2 separate regions of the Homo sapiens genome follow, and region 2 is linked to region 1. Evidence: read pairs that join two places in POLR2A ChIA-PET (ENCODE). Cell type or tissue: PC-3. All regions are shown on one strand. Each heading gives the region's core, and the rest is flanking DNA. Links, peaks and the distances in the headings are about the cores only. Region 1 overlaps ZMIZ1 (zinc finger MIZ-type containing 1). Region 2 has its middle 260 kb from the start of ZMIZ1-AS1.

Region 1 (11,502 bases), core at 1,477-9,476:
AAGGGATGAGGGCACAGCATAGAATGGTGGCCTCTCTGGGTTCCAATGCATCTAGGTTCCGATGCATCAGAGAGGCCTCAGCTCTGACACTTACTTAGCTGCGTGATACTGGGCTAGGAACTTGGGTCAGTTTCCTCATCTGTAAAATGGGGGATACTAAGAGTCACTACTCTCACAGAGTTGTTGAAGGACATAACAAGATTAGGCCCATATGCACGTGCACAGGAAATGCTCCGTAAACAGGGGCCATAAGTCATTATTATCACTGGCTCAGGGTTGCTGCCCAGTGTAGACTTGGGGTCCTGCTGGGATGGGGGCACTGAACCCCGTATCACAGAGATAGAGAAAGACCCATGGCTCTGGGAAGATGAGTCCGAGACCAACTCAGGAGAGGCTTCATAGACCCCCACAGCTGGGCTTCGTAGAACCACCTGCTCCCAGGACAGGGTCCTCACCTCCTCTTCCACAGAAGCAGCCTAAGGTGTCAAGCATCCTCCAGGTGCAAAATCCGTGCCAGGTACTCCCTTCCACACCCACCACTCATCAGGCCCCATAGGGTGGGCACAGCCATCCCTTTTCCAGGGACCGAGGTCTTGCTTAAAGGGGCGCCTAGCTGGGGGTGGCCAGACCAGGTCCCCCGGCACCCACCTGGGCCCTTGCCACTTGCAATGCCAGGGTTCTAAGTGGAATTTCCTGCTGGTGGCCTCTCTTAGAAGTTTTGCCTCTTGCCTCTGCCCACTCTGCTTGGTGCCAACCACCTGGCCCTATGCTTCTGAGGGCTGCCCTAGAGGGCACCCCATCCCACCTCTGGGAGGCCCCCAATCCTAAATGCCCTGCAGCATTAAATGGGCCTGGCAGAGGCTCTCAGCAGAGTCCTTGGAGGTCCTTGGGAAGCTCTGAGTGCAAGCCTGCCACCCTACAGAGAAGGGGACACAAACCCAAAGGGGGTTTGTGGACCAGAATGGAACCCAGGTCCATTCTGGTGTTGGAGGTCCAACTGAGGACCCAGGGGGTCCAATATTGGCCCACAAGAAAGTCACTTATCCCTCCAGTCTGTTTCCTCATCTGGGGCTAACTGCAGCTCAAGGATTAGATGAACTGACATCATACCCATGATTGGCACAGGAAGGTCGTGGCACTGAAGGGCACAGGCACTGTCGGTGGCACACACAAACCACTGAGCACTGAGTGTTCTCGATGACCCCCTTCCTGGGCCAGGTGCCAGCCCCCTGGCGGTCACGCTTCCCAAACAGGCATCCCTTTGGGATTCTGGCCACACGTGGGCCAGGCCAGTCTGAAGTGATGGCCAAGACCCAGAGTTAAAAATGCCGGACAAAGGAAAGTCCTGTTCTTGCTAGCGGGTGGTGGCGGGTCTGGGCACAGGCTCTAACCTCACCCAGGCCTGGATGAAATCCTGGCCGGCTCACAAGCCACATGGCCTTAGCCAAGTCCCTGCACCTCTCTCTGCCTCAGTTTCTCCAATGGGTCATGAGGAGGGAGAAGGTTTAGTGGGTGACAAGTGCATGGTTCAACCTCTGGCTTTCAGAGCCCAGGCAACAGGAGCACTTGCTATTTACAGGAACATCAGGTCTCTCCCGCAAGGACAGCCAGTGGTGGTCTGCAGGGGACCTGCTGGAAGGCCAGGGAAGAAAGGGGATGACAGGTTTGCCGATCACGTTTTAGTCCCACCAGGGCAGATTCCCAGGGAAGCTCGACTTTCCCCACTGGGATTTTGTTTATACAGAAGTGAGGTTCAAATCCAGCCCTTGACCTAGGCAAGTGCCTCCCATCCCTTGACATCTCTGTCTCTCTATCTGCCAAGCAGGAGGAACGATGCCTGCCAATGCCCTGGGCTGCCAGGAGGACCACGGGATGGAGGACATAGTCCAGCCCAGTGATGGACTACAAGGAGGAGGGTCCTTATTCTGTTCTGTCTACTGCCAGCCCTGTTTGAGCCAGCATCTGCCCAGAGCATGGCCCAGGGCCCACCCCAGAAGGCATTCAGAGCCTCCCCAGGGGCTTCCCAGCTGAGGCTGTCAGGGAAGTCCTAGGATGCCCCTTCTTCTCCCTTGAATCTGGGGTCTCATTCGTTCTTTCAGAAAGAGGGGTTCCCTCAGTCCAGCGACACGGTGAGATTCTCAGGGGAGTCACCCTTCACCTGCCCATCAACAGACAGAACCCATCCTCTGGGGCCCTGGAAAGGCCTAAAAGGCTGGACCCCCATGGTGGGTTTCCTCTTCCTGTTGCCACAGCACCCAGTACCAGGCTGGCAGGTCCAGGAATCCCCGAATATTTTCTGGAAGAATGAATGGGCAGTGAAGGCAGCAGTGGTGCATAACTGGCTTAGATCAAAGAACATGGTGGCTGACACTGGTACAGATTCTATAAGGTGGGTGGTGTTAGCCCCATCTCACAGATGAGGAAACAGAGGCTCAGAGGCATGAATTCACTTGCCCAGTATTAGAAAGTGGTAGAGCTGTACTCAGCACAGCCTCTGGGCTCCAGAACCCATGCACCAGCCCACAGTGCTGCCTGGGGATCCGGGCAGGGCGGAGAAAGCAGCCCGTCTGAGGCCATCCAGACTAGAGCTTTCAAGCCTGGCCGCAGGCCCCGCCCCGGAGATCTGATTTAACTTGTTTGGGGTGGGTTATCTTTTTTCTTTCTTTTCTTTTTTTGAGACAGAGTCTCACTTTGTAACTCAGGCTGGAGTGCAGTGGTGTAATCTCTGATCACTGTAGCTTCGACCTCCTGGGCTCAAGCGATCCTCCCACCTCAACCCTCCAAGTAGCTGGGACTGCAAGCGCCCACCACCACACCCAGCTAATTTTTTATATTTTTTGTAGAGACAGGGTTTTGCCATGTTGCCCAGGCTGGTCTCAAACTCCTGAGCTCAAGTGCTCCTCTTGCCTCAGCCTCCCAAAGTGCTGGGATTACAGGTGTGAGCCACTGTACTGGGCTGGGCTATCTTTCAAAGCTGCCTCGGATCTCATCTGGGGCCATGGCTGAAATCCCTTGGCCAGCCTAATATCCACTCTTCAATGGGGGAAATTGGCTCAGAGAAGAGGAAGGGGACCTGCCCAAGGTCACCTCTGGTGTTGGGGGAGCCTGGGCCCTAGAGCCCGGTCCCCTGACTACTCCATCCTACGTTTTGAACTCTTATAAACAGAGCAGAGCACCATCACCTGGTGGAGCAGCCCAGGGGGCCCAGATGGCGGCGGGCGAGATGAGGCAGACAGGCGGGAGGAGCCAGCACAGCACGCAGCCAGATGACACACAGGCCCAGCAATTCCTGACTCATGGCCACCCAGCCCGTGACTCCACCCACCGCCAATGCCCCCACCCTGGCTCACATCCCGCAGCCCACTGCAGCCTCCAGAGTCCACTCCCATTCAGAGCTAGAAAGCCATGGAGGGAGGGAGAGGCAGTGGGGCCCACCCGGGCCTGAGTGGCAAACCCAGACAACCCCACGCCGGTGGGACTCAGGGGCACCAGAGGAAGAAGGAGGGGTGGTGGTGCCACCCTCAGTGCTGGCTCTGAGCAGCGCCTCTCCAGCCTTGCGGACAGGCACCCAGCTACAGGAGGAAAACTGAGGCCTCCCAAGCCCAGCTGGTGCTGACACCCACTTGGGCTAACTTTCTTTGCCCCATGACCCCTCTTGAATCAGGGCTCCAACACCGGATGAGTGTGCCAGGCTTCTCTGCTGCCGGTTCCTCTCCCCATGAACTCACTACTCCTCTAAGAACTTTCAGTGGCTCCCCACTGCCTACGAAATCTAGTCCTAATCCTGACCTGTAATGTTTCCCTCACAGGGAAAAGGCTGATTCAAAGGGAAGGGCCGCAGGGGGCCCAGCACTGTGTCCCCAAATCTTAAGGACTTCTCACAGCACCCTAAGACACTGGCTCTGAAAGGTCCACTTGCCAGATGCAGACACTGAGGCTCAGAGCAGCAATGTGTCCAAGGCCACCAGAGTCTGAGCTGTGGCCACCCCATGGCAGGGGCTTGGCTGCTCAGGTGCCTGGTCTTCCCTGCTGCTGACAAGCTTTCAGCTCGCCCAGGAGCTCAAGGTGGCCCCCGGATCTGTCTTAACCCATCCAATGTCACAACGACTCTGGTCTTTCCCCGTGGTGCCCTGACCCCTCTGCTTGGCCCCCTTTAAGACACAGTTGATTCCCTAAGCTGCTACCCCTGCTGATACTGAGGTGGGCTTGGGCTTACTTGGGGAGGTGGGTCATGGGTCAGAGAGCACCCACCAGGAGGGAGGAAGAGGATGGGGTTGGGAGGGTGGTGGGACAGCCTGCCCCTCAGCACAGCCCCATCCCTGCTTCTGGCCCAGCTCCCTGAGCAGAGCTGAGAGACGGAGGCATGCTCCGTCGCCCGGCTTCTGGGAGATGAGAGAAGGGGCTCCTTTCCAGGCAGACAGGGGTGGATGGGGAGGTTTTGTGTTATCACCCCCCAAGCCTGGCTGTCTTCACAGGGCACACATTCAACCCACCCCAAACCCTTTATCCCATGGGATGCTCATTGCTGGGCAGAGCGTCTGCCTCTCCCTGTTTTTCTACAGATGAGACCCAGAGTGGCTGAGTGACTTGCCCAGGTGCACCAGCAGGTTGGTGGAGGATCCCAGACCAAGAGCCCCAGCCTCCTGGCTCCCAGGCCTAGTCCCACTGTGAGGTTTCTCCTGCTAGGTCCCCAAGGGTCACAGGCTTTGTCTGAGAGGAGATAAGTCATTAGCATGTGTGGGGGGTGCAGGACGGGCGTGGGCCCAGAGCTGCCACCACGGGGAGGCCCAGGGAGGGGGTCAGCGCAGGCCAGAGGCAGGGCGGCCCGAGGTCGGGCTTCCTTTCTCAAGAGGGCAGGATTCCTGGCAGCAGCTCTCATGGGAAATAGGAGAAGTGCCAGCCGTAGAGAATACGGGGTGGGGCAAAGGTGGTGTCTGGGCAGGGCTTCCTGTTGGGTGGGCGGGTGGCCACTCGCCGAGGCCTAGTGACCTGCACGGCTGCGGCCCGGGGCCAGGCCAGGGTTGGGTTTCGCCTCATCCCTGGCTCAGGCCCAGGCCACCCTGAGCCCCATCCTCCAGCCCCGCCCTGGCTTCCTGTCCCACTGGCCCCACCCAGCCCAGGGGAGAGGGAGGGCCGAGCAAGCCTCCTCAGAAGCACCAATGCTTTCTGGGGGCTGGAGTGGGCAGGCCACGCTGGCCTGCTTAGTGGCCTTTGGCCTCTTACCTCTAGGCCTCCCACCGTTCATTTTCCAGTGTGAGGCCTCGACAAAAGTGCTGCTGGGTTTTCTTCCCAGGAGGGCACACTTCAGACACAGCTGAGCGGGGGCCCCTGATTGAATCCCTGCCTTTCCAAGTCAGCAGACAGCAGTGTCCCCTGGGAGAAGTCATGCCCAAGAGACCAGGATGAGAGGAAGAGTGAACCAAGGCCAAGTTCAGGCTTCGAATGCAGAACTTCCTGGAGGGCGAGCTCTTGCAGAAGGCGTGCCACCCCACGGGGCCACGCAGCCCCACATGAGGACAACGTGATGTCAACCACAGGCACAGCGCCTAGAGAAAGACCCCTTCACCCCACCCTGACTTGGCATGCCTGAACCCCTGAAGTGTCTGGAGGAGTCTGGGTGGGAGGGGAGCTTGGCCCAGGGGCTGCAAGGCTACCCATGGCCTCCAGGTGAATCCAGCCCATTCCCTGTGGCCTCAGGAACTGGAGGCTCACCTGTCCACAGGTTGGGGGTATGGTGGGAGTGCAGAGGTTGGCAGCCCGACCCAGTGAGGGCAGAGATCTGAACAGAGGCCCTCAGCCCTCTCCAGTCCCCTCTCCTGCCCATTCATGCTCTCCCAGGGCAGAGGGACTCAGAAAGCAAATAGGCCAGAGAGCAAGGAGGACTCTTCCAGCTGGCCGACAGCCCACCAGGGACAAAAGCCTCTTGGCTTAGTGCTGGGGATGAACACAGATGGGAGGGGGTGTGGGCCTGCCTGGGGCCCAGCCTTGCTCGAGATTACCCCAGGGACAGGGACAGAGATAGGGACAGAGCAGGGATCCAGGTCTCCTGCCTGTACCAAAGGCAGCCCAAGGGCCTCCTCATGAAGGCAAACTCACAGCAGTCCCTCCTGGCTCCGGGAGCTCCTGAGTGGTGAGAAGGTGGGTCAGCCCAGCTTAGGCAGGAACTGACTTTAGCCACACCCTGGCTGCCAGCGCAGGCCACTGATGACTTGTCCAGATTACCCCAATCAAACAGGCCCTGGCGGGGCCACGTACAGACCCAGCTTGATGCTCTGCCTGCAGGGAGGAAAGCCCGGGAGGGACTCAATTGGAAACTGCCAAGGGCCTAAAGTCTGTGGCCCTAAGACAAGCAGGGTGGAAGACAGAAGTCAGCGTCAGCCTGGTGGGAGGCCAGGACCCCATGTCCCAGGAGGAACTACAAGACGGCAGTAGTAAGCCTCGTGACCCCAGAGATATGCAAGCTGAGGCTGGGGACATACAGGCCTAGGCAGCATTCTGGGATGCTGACCCAGCAGCTTTATTAAAAACCCCGGCCCAGAATCCACATTCAGTTGTAGGTGGCATGATGGCGGATCTGCGTCACCCTCAGCCCTGGCCACCCAGCTCCACCCCTTTTCCGGACAGGCGTTTCCTAGAACAGCCTGAGCACACGAGCCTGTGGGACTCTTCCAGATTGAATACCCTAGACCTCATCACAACAGAGACAAGGTCTGATGATGCTCTGTGTGGCCTTGATGCTGGCTCTCTACACCCCCTTGTCTCAGGCACCTGGTGGGCTCTGCCGTTGGCCTATCCTGGGGAAGTACGCCTAAGCTTCCTCAGAACCCAGGGGAGCCTGTGGGGTCAGCCATGCCCTGCCTCCTAGCCAAGAGCCAGCTCTCTCCTAGGCCTTACCTGGGCCTGGCCCTGGGCCCACCCTGGAATGTTGCTGGATTCCAGTTCGGCCGTGATCATGCAGGGTGAGGGATGTATCTTTTGTGGAGCGTGGGCCCCATACAGACTTGGCTGCCAGGAAATGTTTGTCAAAGGAAGGAAAGAGGGAAGAAGCAGGGAGGAGGTGGACAAACAGACACATGAATGCAGGTGGGCTCTCAGAAGCATGGCCCCAAAAAGCCACCACAGCCCTCCTCCTCCAGGCCCCCAGAGATGGTGTCATCTATGCAAGACACAGTATGCAGGCTGACAAACCTCGATGAAGGCCTGGGGAGGCCCCACTCTGCAGCTGCCACTTCCCCTGGTGCTCTGCTCCCCATGTGGGCTAGGAGAAGGCCCCCAGGTGTCCGAGCCCAGGGCCTCTGTGTTCTGCCCACATGCACACATTTGCTTTGGAAGCCCAGGGTCTGGCTCACACCTCCCTAGAGGAAGGGGACACTCTCCCTGGCTAGAAACACCTGCTTGGTCCATGAGAGGCTCGGCGGTGCCTCTCACTGCTCTTCCTGAGCCCTGCAACAATGTAGGGGTTGCATCCTCCTGGAATGGCAGTGGGGTGGGAAATGGCCAGCTCATGACAAGATCACAGGGGTTTTGCAATGAAAGGTGATGCTGCCCATCCAATGGGAAGAAAATATGTCACAGAGGCGAGGGTTTGACGAAGTTTCCAGAAGGTCTGTGTTCTGACAACCCCTATCCCTGCCTAGCCCAGGTCCTGGCACACAGTAGGTGCTAATAATTCAGTGGCCTGATGGATGCACACGGGAGGCCTGGCTTCCACACTCCTGCCACGGAGGCCAGGGCTCTAAAGCACACTCCAGGGGCCATACACATGGTGGTTGTGCCCATGTGTGTCCCTTTCTCTGGTGAGGACTCTGTCTTTCTCGGCTCCCCCTGGTCAGAAGGTGCCCACCCTCTCTATTTAGGGCTGAGAGAGTTCTCTGTTATCAAGCTCTGTGCCTTTTCTTGACAGATGGGTTGGGGCAGGGAGGTCAGTCGTCCAGGGAGGGCAGAGGATCAGAACAAGGCCATTCCCCAGCCCAGGCCTCCCCATACCAGATTCTGAGGCCCAAGAGCTCTAGGACCCAGCTCGGGGCTCCCTGATGCCCATGGCGATCCTCGCTGCCACCACCCACACCAATGTGGCCCTTCTCCCTGGCTCTGTGTCACGGCCTCCTGGCTGCAGCTGGCCTGAACTGCTTACTTGGACAAATAGCGAGAGAAACCAGCCACGTGATGGCTAAGGTTTCCTTGGCCAGGGACAGGGATATACACACACACACACACACACACACACACGTACACTACACACACGCACAGCCACTTGTGGGTCAGGTAGTCATGTGGCCCAGGCTTCTGTGTCTCTGAAGGACAAGTGACCGGCTGCCCTTCTTCACCCAGAAGAATGCCCTCCCCAAGCACTTGTTTTCTGCTTCCTGGATGTGCCAGGGGTTTGCTGGGTGGGAAGCCCAGCAGAGTCGGGGCGGAAGCGGGAGCAGAGGGAGGGGGCAGAGCACCCGCCCAGCCCCAGCCCTGCCTGTGTCTGGTGTTTTCCTTCCGCCCTCCCCACCCAGAGGGCAGATGTCTGCTGGGAAACTGTGGCCACCCAGCCGTTCCCTGACTACAGGGACAATCCCCAAACTCAGGGAGAATCCCAAAGCCCAACGTTGGGGCCACACAGGAGGGGAGCCAAGGCTCAGAGAGAAGTCCCTGTGATAAATGGCAGAGCTGCCAACATGCTGCACCTGGACCAGTGGTTTTGTAGCTGGAGTCCATGGTATATTATAGCCTTTGGGGCATCTAGGGGGTGAGGGAGGGTAGAAGAAGGGGGTGTCTAGTCCAACTCAGCAGGAGCGGCTCTGCCTTTGGTCTGTTGCTTGGGAAAGGTCTGCGGGCCAGAGTCTTGAGCACTTTTCCAGCATTGGGGATCTGTGTCTCCGCTACTACCCCAGGGTGGCAGGCTTGTCCTCACAGCCTGAGATGGGCCCACTAAGACAGAAGGACGCCACATCTCTTGACAGGCAGAGCGGAGACCCTGCTCTAGGGGAGGAAGGCTGAGGGGTGGAGAGTGGGGAGCGGGAAATGCCAGCTCTATGGGGGTCTGCAGCCAGCTCCCACCCTTCCCTGGCCTCAGGCCTGACCCCCAGGACTCCAGAAACTCACTGCAGATGCATCTCAGGAAGGCCGCAAAAAATGAAAGGCATGGCCAAGAGTTCCCAAATAAAAGCTAATTCCTGGGCTGGGTGTGGCAGCTCACATCTATAATCCCAGCACATTGAGAGGCTGGGATGGGAGGACTGCTTGAGCCCAGGAGTTTGAGACCAGCCTGGGCAACATAGTGAGACCTTGTCTCTAATAAAAATTTTAAAAATTAGCCAGGCATGCTGGAATGCATCTATAGTCCCAGGTATTCAGAAGGCTGAGGTGGGAGGGTCAGTTGAGCCTGGGAGGTCAAGGCTGCAGTGAGCCACTGCACTCCACCCTGGGTGACAAAGCAAGACCTTGTCTCTTAAGAAAGTAAAAAGGCTAATTCTGGCCAAGCCCCTCCCTCCGCTAAAGCCCTTCACATAGGTTATCTCACTGACTTCTCACAATAACTCCATGACTCTGTGTTCTTCACCAATCCCCCACCCCACTGTCTCAGGGCTGCAGAATGAAGCCTCGGGAAGGGCTTTACTGTGGAGGCAGGTAAAATTATCACCCCATTTTATGGATGCAGCACAGAAATCAATGTGAACTAACCGGAAGGTCACACAGTTAACAAGGGGTGGGGTGGGATTTGAACCCGGAGACCCCAACCCTAGACTCTGTGTTCTTCACCAATCCCCCACCCCAACAACTCAGGGCTGCACAGGGCTCCTCTGGTGGCCCCAGCCCCCAGCCCAGCACACCTCGCAGGCACTCCGGAATGCAGCTTCGGGAAAGGCTCTACTGTGGAGGAGGAGGGAGAGAAGACCTCAGGAGAGGAGGAGCACTGGGATGGAAATGTGAGCAGAGGAGGCAGGAGAGAGTCTTGTCAGTGGAGAAAGACACAGAAAGGGAGGAAGAGTGAGAGGCAAGGCCATGAGCGGAATAGAGAGAAGAAAGGAAGATACAGAAAGAAGATACAGAGAAGGAAGACACAGACAGAGGGGGAGGGGGAAAGAGGGCAGGAAGGAGGGAGGAGGGGAGACAGAGAAGAAGAAAACAGAAGGGGAAGAAGGTGCAGCTGGGCAAGAGGAAGAAAGAAGGAAGGTGGAGGGCAGGAGATAGATGGAGGGATGGCGAGGAGGTGGGAAATGAGCCACCAAGAAGCCGAAGTGGATGAAGAAGCCAGGAGCCACGGAGACAGACACACAGCAGAGAGGAGGTCAGGGCCTTGGAAAACTGAGAGGCAGACGGAAAGCAAGCCCGCCCACCGAACATTGAATACCTAACAGGAGATGACAAATCAAATGGGAATTACTGCGGTAAAAACATAATTAGAAACTTGATTGAAGTTAAACAGAATTTACATAACACTGCAAATTAACTTTACACGGAAACTATTCACTGGGAAGGCAATGAAAAGGCATTTCATTAGTAATCTATATTTAAACAATAGGCACAATGGAGCCTTCTGATGAGGAACTTGGTGCCTTCCACCGGAGCCGGTGCCAAAGACTGCAGGAAGACCAAGCACAGTGGGTGCTCCAGGCAGAAATGGGCAGGGACCAGGGGGATCCCTGTGCCTGCTTGTGGGGTGGGGTGGGGACACAAACAGGCCAGGTGAGCTTCTGGTGCCAGTGCTGTCCTTGACTTGCTGCGTGGCCCTAGGCAAGTGTCTTACCTTCTCTGGGCCTCGGTTTCCTCACCTGCAAAATGGGGCCAGTGGGGAGGCAGTCTATAAGCCTGGATAGTCTAAGACAGTCTGGGAGATAGTAGAGGATTATAAGAGCATGGGTTCTGGAGTCAGACGGATGCAGTTCCTGCCCCTTGTGAGCTATGGCATCATGCAAGAATTTTCCTCTCTAACCCTGTTTTACCCATCAGTTCAATGGAGGTAAGTCCAGTCCAGTCCCGCCTGATGTCACCAAAGCAGTACAAGGATTTAGGGAGAGAATGGATAGGGACAGGCTTAAAGAAAAGTGAGTCTAAAGGCACGGGATTACTCGTCCCCTCCGCCGGGCACACTAATGAGATTACCCGAAGCCTCCTGCCACCGCTCTGCCACGGAGCCATGCATCATCAGAGCAGCTGCTGCTGCTGCCCTAGTCCCCGATGCAGAGTTGGAGGGGCATCTCCCCCTGACTTTCCCGAGGGAGAGGAGGTCCACAAGTCCCTGCCTGGCTCCATTCAATTCTCAGCCTGGAAAAGTCTCCTGAGCCTCCTCTCACGTCCTGGCCATGTCAGACCGCACTCACTCTGCAGACGGGCTGGACTGTGCTCCCGAGTCTCCTTCGCCTGGACACACTCTTCTCTCCACCCCCACCCCCCAGCCCCTATCACACCTTGCACACCTGCCCGGCCTCTGGCCTTGTTCAGGGCAGCTATACTGTGTGCAGCCGTTCCTGACCAAGTCAAGGCCGTTCTCTCTGCTGGGCACCTGCAGTG
Region 2 (11,502 bases), core at 1,222-9,221, 340 kb after region 1:
TCCTTCTCTAGCCTCTCTTTCCTGCCCAGCGACTGAGAAGGCCACGTGTTGCAGGTGGTGCTGCTTTGGGTGGTGGAGGACCTATCAGCCATGGGGCCGAGTCCCTGTAGGGAGAACATTCACCCTGGATCTGCAATGGATGCTGTGTGAGCAAGACACAATTTTTTACTGTGCTGAGTCACTGAGATTGTGGAGCTATTTATTCCTGCAGCATAGGTTGGCCTCTTCTGACTAATACAGTTGCTCAATAAATAGCAGTAATTGTTACTGGTAGTATTGTTACTATCACAGACAGGTAAGTGCCCTAGTATTCCTCCTTCTCTTAGCAGCAGATCCTTGGCTGTGACCATTAGGAGCTCTTGCTCTATCATCCAAAGGATTCACACCAGCTTGGCTATGGGTTCTCCCCCGATCTCCTACCTTTGTCTGATGCTTCAGCTCATGCTTTCCCCTGTGCCTTTCTCCCTGCCGCTCTCTCCAGCCCTTTGGGATTCTAACTAGATCTTTTTACTCCATAAAATGGCCATTGTCTCAATGCCCAAATCAACCTATTTGATGCAGGTAGGGTGGGGAAAGAACTCAGTCCTGAGTGCCAAGAACCTTGGGCTCAGCTGCTAGCTTGGCTGCTGCCACTCCCTTCCTCTGAGCCCCTGGTTAGACTGAGAAGGAGCCCATGGCACCTTGTTACTCTGGGCAGTGGCTCTGGGTACCATCCTCCTCTGGCCTCAGAGCTGTTCTGGGGCAGAGACCTGCCTGGATCCTCCATGCCTACCTCACACATGGTGTGTGCTCCATAAATGGAGACTGACTTAAGAATGAATGATATTAGAGAAGAAAAAGCTTTTAATGACCACCTTCGTGTGCTGTGGCTATCACAGCCACAGAGATTGTCTTCCAGCAAATGCTCAGTACCTATCCAAGGCAGCCCCTAGCCACCTTCATGGAAGCCCAGGGCTTTGAAGAACAGATGTGGAAAACCACTGGCCTAGTCCAAGCTCTTCATCTTGCAAATGGGGTCTCTGAGGCCAAGAGAGGAAGTGACAGCCTGAGGTCACTCTGGGGGTCGTCTAGACAAGACACCAGGTCTGTTGTCCTCCAACCTTGCACTGGGTTTTGTGTAGTTTCATATAATTCAAGCCAATTCTCTTTCAGGTAACTTCCAAGTGTGTCCAGCCCTCTCTACAGAGAAAAGGTGACCTCCTTGAATGGATTCTAAAGATAGTGTAACAGGTGGGGTATGGAGGCCTTAGCCTATGGCACAAGAGGTCACATTGTCTAGGCTTGGATGCTGGATCCACTGCTTATGAGCTCAGTTACTCTACTTAGGTGACAAATTACTTAATCTCTTTGAGTCTCAGCTTTCTCATCTGTTAAATGGGAGACATGCAGGCCTACTGTGGGTATCTAATGGGATAATGCATAGAAAGGCACTTAGTGCCATGCCTAGCCAACAGTCAGGCCTCAGCAATGCCACTATCTGCCTTCCCATACTCTGCAAACCTACTGAGCTCATATAGATTCTGTGCAGAGCAGCTGTCAAATCAATCATCTTTATTTACTTCCAGAACGAGCTATCACAGGGAGAGGAAGGTGCCCCAAGATGCAGAAACCAGACCAGGAGGTGCTCATGGTCTCTATTTTCCCTTGGTAAACCTGGTTGCACCTCCAGGTCCCAATAGAATGGTCACCTCTCAGAGGAGCCCTCTGTGACTCCTCAGTGGGTTTCGTGAGCATGTCCCTTACTCTCCATGACACATTGCTCTGCACCATATAGGACCATCACCACTGCCATTAAAGAAATGATTTAGAATTGCCTGTATCTAACATCTGCCTTTCCTTATGTGGGCAAAGGATTGAGCCTGTTTAGTTGTTTCACTAGGGCTGAGTGCAGTGCCTGGCACATAGCAGAATCTCAATAAATATTTGTTGATTGAACAAATAAATGATTCCAGGTTCGTATCACATGCCAGGTATGATTCTGGGTACATCACAAGCATGGTCCCAGTTTCATATATGTGTGATTTGCAGGCTATCTTGTTCCAGAAAGAACTATTAAAGCCACCCTGAAGCAAAAATGTTTATGAGTGCAAAGTGAGGTCCAGAGAGGGTTAGTAACTTGCTCATATCACCCAGCTGATTGGCTGCAAATCTCAGCTTGAGCTCAGCTTTGAATAACTCTAAAACCCATGCTCTTTCTTTTCGTCACTATTCTTCTGGTATATCCTGAATTTCCTGGGTTCCTCAGTGGTCTGTTGTAGTAGATCTGGAGGCATGGCTGCCCCTGGGGTGTACAGGGCTTCAGGCCAGTATATTTTCTGTTTTGCAGGGAAGGCTGTCTACATAAACCATTTGAGCCACTCAAAATCATGTGAGCGCCATTCTGCTGACTCCATCTCATGTGATGCTGTGAAATAAAAACTTTGCTGGCCAGTGGGAGCAGTCCACTCACCAGGCTGCCTGCCTGGGGCAGGGGCCCACCACAGGGCTCTGGGCTGACCCCATATGCATGAGCCCTCAGGGCTCTTTGGGACATCTGGCCAGCTCCTGGAGGCAGTAGGGGGCAGGGGTAGAGAAACAAATGGGGATGGGGGTTCACAATGGGTCCAGGTGTGGGGTATGCCTCCTGGATGGCACTGCCAACCCAACTAGTCGTGAACAGAAGGAAGTCCCTCAAGGAAGCCCCCTGTGGTATGGGCCCCATGGCAGGCGTCTAAGGGCAGTACTGTCTGGAGGAGACCTGACCACCTGAATTGGCCCCAGGACACCAAGGGATTCTGATGCAGGGTCCCACAGATCAGGCTTTGAGAAACACTGCTCTAGGAGACCAGGGTCCACTCAAGGTAGAGTTTTCTGAGAAAGAAACTGGTCAGGGGTGGAGGGGCTGCTTGGGTCTGCCCAGCTGGTGGCTGTCACCCCCTAGGTCTCCGAACAGGAGGAGGGTGGCAGGTATTGGATGGCAACGTCGCCTCTCATGGGGCCTTCTGATCAGACGGGCCCTTGGCAGGCTCCTAATTTGTCTCCTCCTCGCAGTGTCAGTATCAGTTTTCTGATGCAGAGGGACCCTGGTAATGAGTTTCTATTAAAAGAGCTGAATCTCGACTCTCGGAACTCAATGTTCAGAATAAACAATGGGGCAGAATCCTATTAAAAAAGGCTTCCAACATGGACAAATTAAACCCTTGGGAATGCTGTACAAAGAATACATTTTTCCAGTGTCGAAGCAAGATCAATAGAGAAAAACAAATAATTTCAAGTAGGAGTCATCATAATGACACCCAGGTACAGGCAGGGGTTGGGTGCGTTATTTTGGCCTGAGGACACCCCAGCAAAGATAATGAGAGAGCGGAGGGCTGGAGCTCGTCTCGGGTGTGAGGGATGTCTGGGTCTCCCGGGCAGCTGAGGGAGGAAGATGTCGTGTCTCATTTGTCTCTGTCGAGGATCCCTCTTTCTCTGGGGGATTGTTAAGCCCACGGAGCTGTGCTTAGCCCAGTGAGGACTGGGGTAAGCCTGTGGAGGGGGTGGGAGACCCTGGCTTTGTTTGCGAGGGGATAGATCTAATCTCTGCACAGGCTGGGCAGGGTAGCTGTGTCTGCCTCACACCCAAGCGGAGGGAAGTGCCCCAGACATCTGCACAGATGCCTGAATTTTCACCACCAAGCCTTCACCCCAGCCCTGCTCTCTCCGCTTGGAGACTGTTCTGTGAAAATTGCTCTTGCAGTACCTAATTTTATTCCCTGGAGCTAAGCAAAATCATACTCATCATTCCTGGCTGATCTCGAGTCCCTCCCTCTTTGGGAAACCTTTCCTGAGTACTTCCCACCTCTTCCAGGTTCCTAATGGTCTGATAACACCCTCGAGTGTTTGTCTCGTCTGGCTCCTGCCTCCCCCAGCATCCTGCCTTGGAGACTGTCCCAGGGCTGTTGGCTGTCCTGTTGATTCATTTAGTCAGTGCGCCCCCTCCCATATCTTGCAGGGACCACTTTGTTCAATCCAGCCCACCCCACAGTCACTGAGCATGGGCCCCATGGTCATGTCCGTGTTGAGCTCTGGGAAAGCCAAGGTTGACTGAGACACAGGCTAGGAGCCCTTGAAGGCAGGAACTCTTTCAATCCTCAAATTTGGCCCAGCTGCCCCTGTTATAAAATGAGGCAACAGAGGTCCAGAGGAAGGCAGTCATGGAGTCAAGGTCACACAGAAGTGGGCAATGGAGCCAAAACTGGAACCCAGTGCTACTGCCTTCCTGCAGCAAAGGCATGCTAGGGTCTCACTCCACACAAAGTGCTATTCTGCATGCTCTGTGTATTAATGCTTTTATACTGCACATAGTATCCTAGGTAGGTACTGTATTTTCCTCATTTTACAGGCAAGGAAACTGACGCATAGAGAAGTTAGGTAACTGACTCAAGACCTTAAACTTCAAAGGTGTGGTCAGGCCTCCTGGCTCCTGGCCAGCTTTCTTTCCTCTGCCTTGCCCAGGAAGATTGTGGAGAGTGGGTCATGGTGCAGGCAGACATGGGGAGAGGAAAGGGTCTGGGGACCTGGCCTCAGTGGAGGGCAGGAAGGGGAGGATGGCCCTGAGTTGCTTGCATCCCTGTCTGGCTCAGCACACACGCCCACTGTGTGGAACCAGTAGGAGTTACTCCTCTGTGGCTCCTCCTGCCTTCTCTGGAGATTGCAATCACACAGTAGCTCACTCAATAAAGGCCCTAAGAAGTCCTGAAACAGCTTTGCTTTTCCCAGTGTCTGCCAGACCTATGTGACAGTGGAGGCCCTTTCTTGTCACCTCAGAATGCTTCTTAATATCACATGCCACTCCTCTTGAGAAAGTCCCCTCTGCAACACAGCTGGACAGAGTGAGGAGTGAGTGACTGAGACAAGAAGTTGTGTAGTGGCAGCCCCAACAATGTGGATTTTCCTAGATGCCAAGGGAGGAGGAACTTCCAGGGTGGGGAGCAGGTCAGGCAAATTGAAAGCCTCACAGTTGCTGTGGAGGATGAGGTCTTGGACAGCCCTCGGATTTGGTGAGGAGGAGTCTGGGATACAAATCACACACATGTGCCCAAGTTAGTTGCTGGTGGGGTGCAAATCATTGTGGTAGCTTTGATGGGATGAGGGGCTGGTTTATCCATTAAAATTCAAAATGCACATACCTTATGATGTGGCAGTTCCACTTTTCTCTATTTAGCTAAGAGAAACACTTATGCATGGGCTCATGGAGGCCTGTTTAAGGGTGTGTACTGCAGCCTTGCTGGTATAAGTGTCAGAAATGGAAACAACCTTAGTGACCACGAGTAGGAGAATGGCTAGAGACTTTATGGTAAGAGTATACTTCAGCAGCTAGAAAGAATGGGACGATGTTTATGCAAGAGCCTATTGGATTAACAAAGCAAGGGGCAGAGTGATACATACAGCATAATACTTCTTAAGTGAAAAAATGTACAATTCTGTAATCTTGTGCACATATACATGTACATATGTATACATACACACAAGCACATACTTGCGCTCACACACAGACACTATAACACTGGTAGTTAAGAGAGAAAGCTCTAAAATCCAGAATTTCTTTGACTTGTAGCTCTGCCACTTGCTAGATTTGTAACTTTGAGCAGGCAACTGAATGTAACTGTACCTCAGTTTGCTCATCTGTAAAATATGGATAATTATATTTCAACCTCAAGGAATTATTGAGCATATTAAATGATTAACTGAGTTAACATGAGCAAAATACTAGTGAAAGTGCCTGGCCCATGGTAAGGGTGAAACAGTTGTTACTGTGACCATATTTCATCTGTTTTAATATACACACATTTTTTCACATCTTAAACCAGCAATTGACAGCTCTTAATGTTGGGTCATTGTTTAGTCGGCAACTATTTTTCCTTCCTGGTAGCACATAAAATAGTGGCACAACTTACAATGGAAGGCATCTTAGGTTCAATGAAGTAGAATATTGTTTCTAGGTAAAATCTACTAGGGCTCCATACTTGGGATAGAAGCACAAGTCAGTTCTGAGACACACACATCCAGCTTATACCAGTGGTTTCTTTTGGAAAGAATGTTGGAAGGGGTGGTGTCAGGAGGCCTGCAGCCTTATCAGGACTGTCTTAGTGTTTTACAAGCAGCATGTACTCGTGTTTACATGTGGTTTCACTTAGCGTTGCTTGGTTTCAGCCAGCAGACACTAACACTGGTTAACTTAAGCAAAAAGGAATTTATTGGCAGGATGTCGGGAGCTCACAGAAGTGACAGGAGCCCAGAGAAGCAGGCTTGGGGAAGGCGGGAGCCCAGGCCTCTGCCAAGGGCCTGGATTAGGAGCCACAGCCACCACCTTGTAGTGGGAAACATCTGGTCCGCATGCTGCCAAGGCTGAGACAAACGCCCTCCAACCTTGTCCTCTGTCTCCGGGTCTAGTGGCTTCTGTCATTCTTTCTGGTTGTCTGTCATCGGATGACCCCTTCTTTCTAGGCTTGATAAATCCCCTACCTTAAAAGTGTTGGGGTTGGGGAGTGGCAGAGTCAGCCTCCCACCATGGACTGGGCTGCAAATCTGCATAGTTCCCATGCCCTTTGAGTCCATGCAAAGGCATGTGCCCAGGTTGGTGACTGGAGGAAGCAATGGCATGGAACAGGGCAAGACACATCTATGCTGGTGGTAGGAGGCTGGGGCAACAATCATAGCAGCCGTGTCCACTTCCAGGGGCAGTGCTGTTCAGAATAGCAGTGTCTGTGCCTGGCATCTGGAGCAAGCTGTGGCAGCCTGGGCAGCGATGTTCACGTGGGGCTGGCTTCCTAAGGACACTTTGGCTGGGATCCTGACTATGGCCCGGACTGCCTTGATGCTGCCTGTTTCTGAGCCTGGTTCCCAGCCTTCCCTGTGAATCTGTGAGCTACCTCACCTCCTTTGGAACACATTCTCCTTTCTGCTTCAATCCTGACCAAGTTGGATTCTGTTGCTGGTAACCAAGAAGCCTGTCCGACACCCTGCATCCCTCCCTCCAGATGCAAACTCTCAGAAAAGAGGTTGGGGCACGTGCCTGCTCCCTGGGGAGGACCAGGAGACGTGGGGAGCTGGATTTGGCCTTTTGGCTTTTGTAATGGGAGGCAGGAGCCTAGAATCCTCCTCTACCAAGAACACACACAATGGGAAAGAGGCAAATTCTGAAAGGAAATCAGGCTGTTGTTAGTGAGGGGTTGTGGAGGTGGGACTTGCAAAACATGACAAATGTAGACTATCCTTGTTTAACTATTATTTAAAACAAATAGAATGTATGCTCTGCTTGGAGGAAACAGATTCATTCATTCATTCATTCAACAAACTGACTGCCAGCTACATATATATACATAAACAGTCAGGCACTGGGGGTGTAATGATGACAGCCTTCTAGGGGCCCGAGTCTGGTGCTGGTACCAGGTCAGTGGACAGACAGGGACAGGCAGTGGGCCCAGTGTTGCAAACCCAGATAGTCCTGTGTCAAGACCCCTCAGTCCCAGGCAAACTAGGGAGTTAACACTTTGGATCCTAACAAGTTGATCCTGAAAAGACAGGAAATTGGCGTGGCAGGCCTGTGGGTAGCGGGGCAGAACATCAGGGCTGGAGATTTCAGGTAGACTTAGAAAGGGGATGAGGGGATGGCCTGAGGCCAGCAGTGGTGGCAGGGATGCAGCCTCTGGCAGAAGAAGGCCTTGGAGCCCAGCCTTGGCAACTGGAAAGGGGGCGAGGAGAGGAAGGAGAGCCCCAGGAGGGGAGGAGGAGATGAGCAAAGGCCAGGAGGCTCTAAACGGAGGGGCCACCGATCTTGGCGTAGGGATCGCCTTCGACCATGTGTCATGGAGGATCCAAAGAACAGCTGCTTCATCTAACAGTGATGAAGGTCCAAGGACAGTGTGGGGGCTCCATGAAGCCATGGGGGCCCGGGCTGCTTCCTGCTCTTCCGCCGTCTTTGGTTATCTCACAGCTCAAGATGAAGATGGCAGATCCCCCTGCAGCCTCACGCTCATGTCTGGAGGTCAGACACAGGGCAGGGGAAAGAGCAGCGGCTAAAGGAGAAGGGCAAAGCTTTCCAGTCATGCCCTCCAGAAACTCATGCTTCTGGTTGGCCAGGTCTGTCACAGGGTCTCCCCTGGTTGACAGGGAGGTGGGACATGCAGCACTTCTGCTGATTTGAACAAATTCAAGGGTTCCATTTGTAAGAAAGAAAAGGGGAGCAGCTATTGTGGAGCTAGCTAGCTGAGTCTACCCCAGGAGGGTCTCCTGGGACTCTACAAAACACCCAGTGTCCTCACTGCCCACCACAGGACCCAAGCCCCCGCAGCAGGGCCCCGTGGCCATCCTGCCAGTCTCAGCTTAATCCTCACCCCAGGGTACAACTGGCTGCCCCAGGCCCCTCCTCTGTTCTCCTCCCAAGAAAGCCAGATGGCAGGCGGAGTGGCTCTGTCTCCTGGCAGGGTCCTGGGGACTCGCCCCTCTCTGCCTGAACGGCTGTGCCCCCTCCCCACGCGCTTCCTGCGGCCTGGAGCCCAGCCTCTCTCCAAGTGGGACTCGCCCTTCCTCCTCCAGCACAACGCCCGGAGTGAGCCTGCCCATCTGGTTCTATTTCACTCCATGTTACTCATCAGGATGTGTTTGCCAGGAGTTATTTGATGTTCAGGAAGAATTCTGAAGCTTTTGAAAAGAAGTAAATAAAATCTTTTCTCTCCCAGAGAGTCGTGAAATTGCCTTTTGCTGAGGAGACGGCAGGCGCCCATGTGGGGTCCAGCAGTCCCTGCCTGGCCTGGCCCAGGGAGCTGGTATTCTGGGGTTTGCCCTTGTGCCTGTGGCTCCCCCATATTCCTGGGCTCAGGTGGACCTCCCCAAGAGACCATTCTAAGACTTTCCTGATCCTCTTGTGATGCTCAAATTTGGGTACAGAAGAAGGCAGCCGTCAGGGACGCTCAGCCTGTCTTTTGCTCTCTGGCCAAGAAAGCTTTTAGGAAGAGCTCCTCCCTACTCACTGCCATGTCTGGGCCATACGGCCTGTACTGATGAGAACGTGTGAGCTGCAAAGGCAACAGAGCTGGAGCTGGGACCCACAATCTTGCATTCTCTGCTGCAGAGGCAGCCTGCAAGGGTAGGGACAGAGTGCCTGGCCCTGAGAAGACCTGATCTGCTGCAGCCGGGTGATCACAGGCAAGGGGCTTCACCTCCCCACCTTCTCCTCCCTTCTCCTCCTTTCTGAGTAAACGGCAGAGCCCACTGGATGTTAGGACATCCAGAAAAGAGAGGGACACCAGTGCCACCTCTCCAGGTCCCAGTCCATCCCAGCATCACCCTCCCCTTGGACCCACACTGCCTCCTACCTTTCCCCTCCATGCCTTGTTGTGGCAAGGCTGGAATTTTCCAGATAAGTTTTAGTAAACAACCAAACAGATGTTCACTGGCAAGTGCTCAGGTTCTTTTGGCCCCTGGGGACCGCCCTGCCCCTGACCTAGCTGGTTTGGGCACGGGGTTACACTTAAAGCATCCGGCTGAAAGGATGAACCAGTGCATGGAGGATCACTCCTGGGGCAGAGGAGGTCATGTCCTCACCCTTTCTTTCCTAATTGTGTCCATGCTTTCTTCAAGTCCCCACAGTGAGTGGCCAGTTGGTGGGTGTGGATCCACCCTCCGTCACTCTCCATTTGTCCTCCCTGCTGATGCGTGGCACCTCCAGAGGGTTGATCCTCTCCAGCCATCACATGGCAAACCCTGCAATTCACACAGCTCCCCTCCTAGAGCATCCTCATGACAGTTTACAACCCAGACTATTAAACATTGATCACTCAAAATTTAACATCCCATCTTCCCTTTGATATCCTCAACTGCTCTCTGCATAAGACAACAAGCCAGCTTTCTGCAGCTCAGCATGAGGGAAGACTTCAAAGCTGCCTTCCCACTCCCCCACTCCCAGCAGCTCTGGCATTCCACAAGCAAGACTGCCAAGTGGATGGGGACCACCACCAGCCTCACCTTCAGAACTCAGACCAATGAGGGATATCCCTGGATTCTGGTCTTGGATTAAGAATCTGGGATGATTTGAGCACAATCAGGACTCAAGGGCACCTTGGCTCTCTCTAGAAGCAGCTGTGGCTATTGGGAAATTATTTAGCTTGGGAGTCTAGTGGGGCGGCATTTGAATCCCAGAGATGCCCCCTTGCCTGCTCTGGAACCTTAGAAGATGTGCTGAGTCCTCACAAGTGAAACGGAGGTGAGAATACCCCTCTCTTAAGCTCCTGGAGAGGATTAACTCAGAGGCTGGAAGTGAGAGTGCCTGCCCCATAGCAGATAATCAGAAGGTGGCCATTCTGTCTCCCCTCTGAAGAAGAGTTTCTTCCCCCAGATAGTGTGAGTGCGTTCGTGGGAAGGATGGATGCATTGGTGGCTTTGTGAAATAGGTGATTTTGAACTCTTCAGTGGGTGGCCACGTGCATAGACATTGCTGACATGCTGATTACAAGCATTACCATCCTTTCGCTCAGGCCGCCGCCCAGGGGCCCATATTTTATTAAAACTATATGAATTAGAATAGTGGCCATTTATGGGACATTACCCACAGACCAGGCACTGGGCAAAGTGATTTACTCGTATCTCTCACATCAGCCTGTAAGGAAGGTTCTCTCACTGGGCCCTGTTTCCAGATGAGAATCTTGAGGGTGACAAGGGGAACCACCTCAAGAAAATGGCAAAACTGGGACCTTAAACCAGGTCAGCTAGATGCTGAAGTCCTAGCTCTTGGTTGTACTGGCCTAGTTTAAAGGCACGCAGTACTATGCATACCTGAAACTCATTGGCATTAATAAACTGCATGCAGATTCTATCAGTGAGCATGTGAATCTCCTCTCCAGATGGATGATAGCACAGTCATTTGTACACACGAGGGATTTATATGCTCTGGCATGGCTAGAGAACATATCAGCGGACTGCCTGCAGGCTACCAGTTTGCTCCTGGAATCCACCTGCAGGACAGTGTCTCAGAGCCTTGGTGGTTTGTACTGGAACACTGGTGTGGTGGAGAGGAACTCAACACCTCCAAGGCAATTCTATTCCACTTCACAAACCATTTTTGAGAATCCATCAGTGTAAAGAGTAGTGCCAAGCCATAAACAGCAAGTTCAGGGCCAGTCCCCTCATTTCCCCAGCCCCTGAGAACAAATCCTGGTACCCCTTCCCTTGAAACCTGGATATAGCCTCAGTCCTCCCTAATGCCACCCTCTAGCCCTCCGAGTTGCTGAGTTGAGTAGGAAACCTGCTGCCATCCCTGTGCTGGGGGATTTGCACAGTAAGAAGGAAGCCAATTGCAATGGAGTAGTCTCCGAGCAGCAGGAAGGCTTGAAACTCCTCTCTTATTCTGGCACATCCTCTGCCGCATCCCTGAAACTTGGCCATCGGCACTGGTGCTGCCTTCCGGGGCTGTGCAGAGCCAGTCTGCCATTTGTCAGAGATTGGAGAGCAATGTTATGTCCCCAAGTCTTCTCTTTTGCAGGT

Evidence for each region. ChIA-PET counts read pairs that join two places held together with the same protein. Peaks named below come from ENCODE experiments on the same cell type or tissue, not always from the same donor. Only the 100,000 strongest peaks of a DNase experiment are listed, where the experiment ranks them.
Region 2: POLR2A ChIA-PET joins it to region 1 with 20 read pairs; 3 of 35 experiments call an interaction of 5 or more read pairs at or near these places.

Annotation. Positions count from the first base shown.
Region 1 is chr10:79,143,673-79,155,174 of GRCh38, reverse strand. All of the region lies in intron 3 of ZMIZ1 (zinc finger MIZ-type containing 1), which reads right to left. Among named protein-coding and RNA genes, the nearest start is that of ZMIZ1, 80 kb to the right of the region's middle. RefSeq lists silencers at 4,973-5,052, 5,113-5,172 and enhancers at 8,263-8,352, 9,319-10,257. In PC-3, for the core only: no CTCF peak of the experiment used is centred there; DNase peaks (open chromatin) are centred at 3,284, 4,984, 6,174 and 9,169; H3K4me3 peaks cover 1,247 bases; H3K27ac peaks cover 4,710 bases.
Region 2 is chr10:78,800,078-78,811,579 of GRCh38, reverse strand. No RefSeq gene overlaps it. Among named protein-coding and RNA genes, the nearest start is that of ZMIZ1-AS1, 260 kb to the left of the region's middle. RefSeq lists an enhancer at 9,574-10,111. In PC-3, for the core only: no CTCF peak of the experiment used is centred there; DNase peaks (open chromatin) are centred at 4,439, 6,159 and 8,589; H3K27ac peaks cover 2,957 bases.